Regions from separate parts of the Mus musculus genome. Here region 2 is linked to region 1. A link is a loop called in an ENCODE intact Hi-C map of the cell type or tissue named here. Cell type or tissue: left cerebral cortex. All regions are shown on one strand. Links, peaks and the distances in the headings refer to the core of each region. The heading gives the core; the rest is flanking DNA. Region 1 overlaps Pcdh7 (protocadherin 7). Region 2 holds the start of Pcdh7 (protocadherin 7).

Region 1 (4,392 bases), core at 277-4,276:
TGTTGTTGTTGTTTTTGTTTTCTTTTTTGAAAACTGAAATAGCATTTCTTCCATCTCTGAAATCTAATTATTCGCTTTTCTAGTGTAGGTCCACTGAACAGACTTGTAATGAGCACAAGGTTCCTTCAAAGGGTGAGGTCATCATGACTACCATAATGCCTAAACGATTTTATATAATTGTCCTTTACAACACAAGCAAATTATCTCTGAAACTGGGTTCCACTTCACAGATCTTATTTTGCTCTTAAAACCGCCGGCCACACCCTCATCAGCCCACACCCCAAGCTGCATTTTTCACTTGACCTATAATTACAGAGGCAGGGCCAGCTCTACTCTATCCCAACTATGCCACACCCGACAGAGATCCACACATTTAGCAACATGCTTTCATATTCACCTTCAAGCAAACCGATTTCAATGTATCTCTTGGCCCCTGATTTGGTTTTTAGTTTTTATAATGGACACTTTCATTTTTACAAATCTATCATGACTATATTTTTAGATGAGAAATAAATACTTGGTGTTACTAAGCTTCATAATGAAATGATAAATAACTTTGCTGAGGGATGAAAATATTTGTCTGAGGGACTAAGATATATAGAAGCAAAATCTTTAGCCTTTGTAGGGATGGGACATAAGACAATAAGACACAAATTAAATGCACATTAACTTTGTCAGTAAGTATACAAGTGTGTAGTAGAGGCAAAATCCATAATCAAAAAAAAAAAAAAAAGATTTCAGAAGACAGAAAGATAATTACAGAGACCCTGGGTTTAGCAGTAGCTGTATAGTTAGGCAAGACTGACAAGTATGAGAAGACAGAGCCAGGGCACAGCATGAACCTGCTTGGGAAGAGAAGAAAATTGCTCTGAGACTGAAAGAGTGTTATTTGGAAAGCTGTTTGGACGAAGGTGTTAGAATCCACCTCTTGTGCCACTCAACCAAAAAACTTGGCTCCTGGTGTGAAAAGAGACCATGTGCAGTTTTCAAATGAAAGACTGCATTGTTGGAACTTTATGTAGGAATAGTTTTTATGAACTGGAATAATTACCAGTTTAAAAAAAAAACACCAAGGGTGTACACTGGATGGATAAAATGTAGGTAGAACAGGTGGCATTAAGAATGGCAGAGCAGTGCATGGGAGAAGGTAAATGTGACATCACTGTCCACATGTGACTCCAGGCATAGCCTAAGCAGACCAAGGTCATAAATTCAGCCATATGTTTTTTTTTGTTTGTTTGTTTTTTGTTTTTTTTTTCCTTCCCCAACTTAGTTCAGATCCCTTTGTGTCCAGGGTGTGCTTCAGGGTAGAAGTTTTATTACTTCCGTTATAATATATATCAATTTTGCCTTGAAAACAATTGCTCTGCTGTATTGAGTTACTTTCCAGGAATGAACTAGACAACTGAGCAATGTACCTGGTCTAATGAGTGATTTCTGTTTGAAAACTTTAAGAAAAAGTTGAGATTTACTGGCAAATGTTATCCTTTGAGTTTATTTCAATTTGTTTCCTTTTTATGGATGAAGCAAGTCTCTTAATGGCCAGGAAAGGGACAATGGCAGGAACCACTCTAGTGGGAAGTGTAGATTTGTGGCACACACTCAATATCACCTTGCCAAGTAGCTTCTAAATTAATGAAGAAATAAATAAAACATCACTTTTCTCCTGCATTTTCCATGGTTTTTCCTCAATTCAGGTGTCCACAAGTCAGATTTACTTAATATATTTTTCCCTTTTTTACTTATCTTCTCTCTCTCTCCCTCCTCTTCGTCCTCTCCTCCCTCCTCTTTCTCTCTCCCCTTCTCCTCCTTCCCTTTTTCCTCCTCTTCCTCTTCCTCCTCCTCCTCCTCTTTCTTCTTTAAGCTGGGAGTTTCTACATATAGCTCAGTGGGTGTCTTGGAGAAGAAAAAGAAACCGAAATTTTCCATAATGACAGCAGCTCTGTATGAAAGTTGAAAACGTATTCAGGCATGCTCTATTTCATAACAGAAAGCCAGATACTTAATGAGTTAAATTGTATAATAGGGACACAACCCTCCCATTCTTCTTGATAACGATAAGAAATAGTGGAAGCTGTCATGAGATGTGACTAACTAGAAACTACCACTTGTATGTTGGCTAAGTAAAAGACTAATCTTTTTCTCAAGCTAATTTAAGGTTATTAACCAACATCCAGGAGAGCCAAGACAAATTTCAGCATTTATAGTAAGTAGTATTTTAGACCCTGTGTTGTAAATGATATCTTCTATTGGTATTTTTTTGTGGTCAGGCCATGTTTAGTATAAACCACCATTCAAGAAATGCTGGAGTGTCTGTTAAATGATAATTTAAGGGGGGGCGGGGAGGCAAAACTGGTAGAAGAGGCAAGTGGAAAGAACTTGTAACCACAGTAACGGAACGAAAAAACAGTCATGACTTAGATGCCAGAATTTCCTCCATAGTTACTGTTAGTAGACTAAATCAGATGCATAGGTTAGCATCTCTCCAGGCATTAAAGTTATTGCATTAGAATTGCTGACGCTTGAGCTTCTGGCCAGCCTGACTGCAGAGATTCAGTGAGTTTTGGTTTAGGTCAGAGGAGTGGGAGGAGAGAGAGAGAGAGAGAGAGAGATTTATAAAACTACTTAATAGTGAAAAATTCATTTTTTTCACAATTTTCTGAATCCTTTTCTTTTCTTTCATTACTAATACAGTATGAACCCTTCCTTGGCCCATCGTAACTCTATTGGGCAAGACAGCTTTTGCTTATCCAGAGAACTTTGTAATGTTCCAGGTGTTTTTCTTCACCTTAGGAAGGCCACTAAATGTTCAAGTTACACTTCCGTATTCCCTGAAGATGTTACCTGCCCCATATTTATATTATGCTTTGGCATCATTTTGTTAGAGAGAGAGAGAATTATTTTTCTTGAATTTGTGTGTTAGGCTTATTAGTTTATTATCATGAATCTGGTTATTTCTTTAATCATTTATTCATTTACTTTTAACTCCTGAGCACATTCCTCATGGTAACTGCTTAGAAGTAATTTTCTTACTGTGTTGACCATGTAGGAGAAATCCTTTGTTCTGAAAGTGTAATTATTGGAAAGTTTGTCAGCACTTAGTGTTTTTTTTTTTAATTGGCCCTGCCCATTGCTAACTTAACCTGAGATGTTAGTCCACATATGAATGTCAAAGTTCCCAAGTCTGCCTTTAGCCTTTAACCCACCAACCCCTGCTGGTTAGTCTATTATTTTCTTCTTGTTCTGCTAAATTCCTACCTCCTTGGGTGAGCATTTGTCCACCTTAGGAAGAATTTTCAGCTTTCATTATGTAGTTATTTGTAAATGCCTGCTGTCTCTTGAAAATGAGGTTTTCTCTAGTCAAAAACTACAACTCAAATCAGAGTGGGCTTTAAGATCGAAAGCCTCCAGAATTGAAGCTCACAGATCAACAACTGATTTGTGCAAACTTCAAACTACAAGTTGTTTTATATCTAAGTAGAATGTATATATTTAGAAACCAGCAAATATGGTACTATGAAAAAAATCATTTGGTAGCTACTGACAAGATAACATCAATAACTTTTCTTCTCCGTCCTGCCAGGATTTTAGATACAAACCTCAATGAGAAATGGTAGTAAACCATTGTCCTGCTTAATCTCCAAGGTCAGCAAGTGAAAACTTTGTTTAGTTTCACTAAAAACATAGAGACAATTAGATAACTATTAAACTAAACATTTATCATAATGCTTTGACTTCATACAGTAAATTGTTGGAATCTGTGCAATGCTCATTTGATAACCATAGTGTACTTTGAAATGTATTTGTATTTCCGAGGGCATGGTGGTGCATGCTTTCAATCTCAGCAGAGGCAGGCAGACTTTGTACTCTACAGAGTCGGTTCTAATATATCCTAGGAAGCACAGAGAAACCATGCCCTTCCCCCACAAAGACCAACAAAACAACACCAAAAAATTATAATTAATGATTGTTTGAACAAATCAGTGAGTTTTAACATTAAAGACTTCAATCGACATTAAAACCCCAATTAAACAAGCAAGCATGTTGATGGATAAAAGCTTTCTGTACATGAAATTGTTGAAAACATCCTTGTTAAAATTCTACCCATTCTTATTTGCAACCCAAAGCTAGGGTTTCCCAAAGCAGTGTGAGGTTGCTGGTCTGTCACTCTTTGTATGGTTCTAAAAATTTCTTGTTACTATCATTTTATGGAAATTACATTTAAGTGCCTCTGTCATTTTTTTCCTATCCTACTGACAATGCTCACCAAATAAATATTTGTCCTGTTGCTTTCTGAGAAGTGTTTCCTGATGTGTTTGGTGGTCAGTGGAGCACTAGCATCATTAACCAATGACTATAAACAAACTAATCTTTGGTAAGACAAATAAAATA
Region 2 (4,392 bases), core at 192-4,191, 240 kb before region 1:
ATTGAGACTGGAAGAAGCTGAGAGACTGTGCTGGAGAGAGTGAGAGAGGGGGGGAAAGGGGAAAGGAGAGGAGGGAGGAGAGAGAAGAGGAGGGAGGAGAGAAAGAGAAGGAGGGAGGGAGGGGAGGGATCGAGAGAGAGCGGGGAGAGAGAGAGAGGCTGCAATCTCCTCCCTGAATCGCGCACAGCGCTGCAGATCCCACTGCTCCAACACGCGGGCCGAATGCAGGTGAGGGAAGGCACGGACTCTGCGGCTGAGAATCCAAACTTGGGCACCGCGCGGTGCGCACGGTTCGGCTCTCGCCCCCGCGGGCGAATGGTTGCTGCGGTTTCAGGCGGCGGCTTCGTGACTAATGACCTTGCGCAGAGTTGTTAAGAAAAAAAGAGAAACCGGAGCTCTTCGGGGTGAGAAGCGACCGACTCTGGGCGTCTCTGAAGATGGCTCGGGCTGCTCTTTGGCGCGCCGGGAGCACCCGGTCGCGGACCGAGCTGTGACGCGAGGCGTCTTTTCGCTGCACCTTGCCCGAAGCGACCTGCCGTGGAATTTTTCATTCAAGATATGTTGAGTGGCTTCCCGGCTGCTTAAGAGGAGTCAGAGTTAAGACTGGCTTGTTGCTCGCCCCAGAGCCTGAAGCAGGAAGCGGTTCAGGTTTGTCTGGACCTCGGGAGCCTAAACAGAGCCTGGGTCTAGAGTGAGTAGCTGGAACGTGAATTGGACTTAACTCGAGTAGCAGTAAGGACTAACGCTGCTGTCAGGCGGGGAAGGCTGCAGGTTTGTTCTAGTCCGCTACCAGGCTCCGCCGCCCTCTTGCAGAAGCGGTTCCGGCCCCTTCCCAGGGCTTGGAGACTGGATCTCAGTATCTTCCCACTGCGGGGATGACTTTGTGGGGGCACCGAGCCCGTGGCGCGCAGTGTCCCGTGAACTGTGAGTACTGCGAGTAAACGGTGGCCGGCGAGCGGGCGATTAGCACCCATTGCATGAATTATGAAACAATAACTTTCGGAAGAAGCAGGAGGAGAAAAAAAGAAGCATCTCTAGCTGCCCCCCTCCCATCGGCCGACTCTACGCGCTACTCTGGCCCCCTCCCTCCCCTCCCTCTCGTTTCTTCCTTTCCCGGAGAGGAGGACCGAGGGGAGGGCAGGCGGCCAGCCCCGGAGGAGGGGGGTGCCGAGGGGGGTTGTGGTTAGAAGGAGCAGTAGCAGCAGCAGCAAGAGAAGATGCTGAGGATGCGGACCACGGGATGGGCGCGCGGCTGGTGCTTGGGCTGTTGTCTCCTTCTGCCGCTCTGCTTCAGCCTGGCCGCCGCCAAGCAGCTGCTCCGGTACCGGCTGGCCGAGGAGGGCCCCGCCGACGTGCGGATCGGCAATGTGGCCTCGGACCTGGGCATCGTGACCGGCTCCGGCGAGGTGACTTTCAGCCTTGAGTCTGGTTCTGAGTATCTGAAGATTGACAACCTCACCGGCGAGCTGAGCACCAGTGAGCGGCGCATCGACCGAGAAAAGCTGCCCCAATGTCAGATGATCTTCGACGAGAACGAATGTTTCCTGGACTTCGAGGTGTCGGTGATAGGGCCCTCACAGAGCTGGGTGGACCTGTTTGAGGGTCGGGTCATCGTGCTGGACATCAACGATAACACGCCCACCTTCCCGTCGCCGGTGCTCACGCTCACGGTGGAGGAGAACCGGCCTGTAGGCACGCTCTACCTGCTGCCCACGGCCACCGATCGTGACTTTGGTCGCAATGGCATCGAACGCTACGAGCTGCTCCAGGAGCCCGGGGGTGGCGGCGGCAGCGGCGAGGGAAGGCGCTTGGGGCCGGCGGACAGCGCCCCCTACCCAGGGGGCGGCGGGAACAGCGCGAGCGGCGGCGGCTCTGGAGGCTCCAAGCGGCGGCTGGACGCGCCTGAGGGTGGCGGCGGGACGAGTCCTAGTGGCCGAAGCAGTGTGTTTGAGCTTCAGGTGGCAGACACTCCAGACGGCGAGAAACAACCGCAGCTGATCGTGAAGGGGGCGCTGGACCGGGAGCAGAGAGATTCCTATGAGCTGACCCTCCGAGTGCGCGATGGGGGCGACCCACCTCGGTCTTCGCAGGCCATCTTGCGGGTGCTCATCACCGACGTGAATGACAACAGCCCCCGCTTCGAGAAGAGCGTGTATGAGGCTGACCTGGCTGAGAACAGCGCTCCGGGCACCCCCATCCTACAGTTGCGCGCCACCGATTTGGATGTAGGGGTCAATGGACAGATCGAGTATGTATTTGGGGCTGCCACCGAGTCGGTAAGACGGCTACTGCGCCTGGATGAAACGTCGGGCTGGCTCAGTGTCTTACACCGGATCGACCGCGAGGAAGTGAACCAGTTGAGATTCACAGTAATGGCCCGTGACCGCGGGCAGCCCCCCAAGACTGATAAGGCCACCGTAGTCCTCAACATCAAAGACGAGAACGACAACGTTCCCTCCATCGAAATTCGCAAGATAGGGCGCATCCCACTTAAGGACGGGGTGGCCAACGTAGCCGAAGATGTCCTGGTGGACACCCCCATCGCCCTGGTTCAGGTGTCCGACCGTGACCAAGGCGAGAACGGGGTAGTCACCTGTACCGTAGTGGGAGACGTTCCTTTCCAGCTTAAGCCAGCCAGCGACACAGAAGGCGATCAAAACAAGAAAAAGTACTTCCTGCACACATCAGCCCCACTAGACTATGAGACCACCCGGGAGTTCAACGTGGTCATAGTAGCTGTGGACTCTGGCAGTCCCAGCCTCTCCAGCAACAATTCCTTGGTGGTCAAGGTGGGAGACACTAATGACAACCCTCCTGTCTTTGGCCAGTCTGTGGTTGAGGTTTACTTTCCAGAGAACAACATTCCCGGGGAGAGGGTAGCCACAGTGCTGGCGACAGATGCTGACAGCGGGAAGAATGCAGAGATCGCCTATTCACTGGACTCCTCAGTGATGGGGACTTTTGCCATCGATCCCGATTCTGGAGACATCCTGGTCAATACAGTACTGGACCGGGAGCAGACTGACAGGTATGAGTTTAAAGTTAATGCCAAAGACAAAGGCATCCCAGTGCTGCAAGGCAGCACCACGGTGATTGTACAGGTGGCTGATAAAAACGACAACGACCCTAAGTTTATGCAAGATGTCTTTACCTTTTATGTGAAGGAAAACTTACAACCCAACAGCCCTGTGGGGATGGTCACCGTGATGGATGCTGACAAGGGACGGAATGCAGAGATGAGCCTGTACATAGAGGAGAACAGTAACATTTTTTCTATTGAAAATGACACAGGGACCATTTACTCCACAATGTCTTTTGACAGGGAACATCAGACTACGTACACTTTCAGAGTGAAGGCTGTGGATGGGGGAGATCCTCCCAGGTCGGCCACAGCCACAGTCTCTCTCTTTGTGATGGATGAAAATGACAACGCTCCCACAGTTACCCTTCCCAGAAACATTTCCTACACGTTGCTGCCACCTTCAAGTAATGTCAGGACAGTAGTAGCTACAGTGTTAGCGACAGACAGTGATGATGGCATCAATGCGGACTTGAACTACAGCATTGTGGGAGGGAATCCTTTCAAGCTGTTTGAGATTGATTCCACCAGTGGTGTGGTTTCCTTAGTGGGGAAACTCACCCAGAAGCATTATGGCTTGCACAGGCTGGTTGTGCAAGTGAATGACAGTGGCCAGCCTTCCCAGTCCACTACGACTTTGGTGCATGTATTTGTCAATGAAAGTGTTTCCAATGCAACTGTAATTGACTCTCAGATAGTCCGAAGTTTGCATACCCCACTCACCCAGGATATAGCTGGTGACCCAAGCTATGAAATTAGCAAACAGAGACTTAGTATTGTCATTGGGGTGGTTGCTGGCATTATGACAGTGATTCTAATCATTTTAATTGTCATGATGGCAAGATACTGCAGGTCCAAAAATAAAAATGGCTACGAAGCTGGCAAAAAAGACCATGAGGACTTTTTTACACCCCAGCAGCATGACAAATCTAAAAAGCCTAAAAAGGACAAGAAAAACAAAAAATCTAAGCAGCCACTCTACAGCAGTATCGTCACTGTCGAAGCTTCTAAACCAAATGGACAGAGGTATGATAGTGTCAATGAGAAGCTGTCAGACAGCCCAAGCATGGGCCGATACCGATCTGTTAATGGTGGGCCTGGCAGTCCCGACCTGGCAAGGCATTACAAATCCAGTTCCCCATTGCCTACTGTCCAGCTTCACCCCCAGTCACCAACTGCAGGGAAAAAACATCAAGCTGTACAAGATCTACCACCAGCCAACACATTTGTGGGAGCAGGAGACAACATTTCAATTGGATCAGATCACTGCTCCGAGTACAGCTGTCAAACAAGTAACAAGTACAGCAAACAGG

Evidence for each region. A loop is a pair of places that touch in the nucleus more often than their neighbours do. Peaks named below come from ENCODE experiments on the same cell type or tissue, not always from the same donor. Only the 100,000 strongest peaks of a DNase experiment are listed, where the experiment ranks them.
Region 2: a loop joins it to region 1, with 3 times the contacts of the local background. A loop is called at or near these places in 3 of 42 quality-filtered maps.

The regions. Positions count from the first base shown.
Region 1 is chr5:57,962,076-57,966,467 of GRCm38, forward strand. All of the region lies in intron 2 of Pcdh7 (protocadherin 7), which reads left to right. Among named protein-coding and RNA genes, the nearest start is that of Pcdh7, 250 kb to the left of the region's middle. In left cerebral cortex, for the core only: no CTCF peak of the experiment used is centred there; DNase peaks (open chromatin) are centred at 1,883 and 2,372; H3K27ac peaks cover 908 bases.
Region 2 is chr5:57,717,888-57,722,279 of GRCm38, forward strand. Pcdh7 (protocadherin 7) reads left to right here and starts at 194. Exons shown (of 3, transcript NM_001122758.2): 1 at 194-4,391. The coding sequence starts at 1,218. It overlaps 4932441J04Rik (RIKEN cDNA 4932441J04 gene), which reads right to left and starts at 32. Exons shown (of 5, transcript NR_015588.2): 1 at 1-32. In left cerebral cortex, for the core only: a CTCF peak has its summit at 1,834; DNase peaks (open chromatin) are centred at 858, 1,171, 1,479, 1,745 and 5 more places; H3K4me3 peaks cover 4,000 bases; H3K27ac peaks cover 3,395 bases.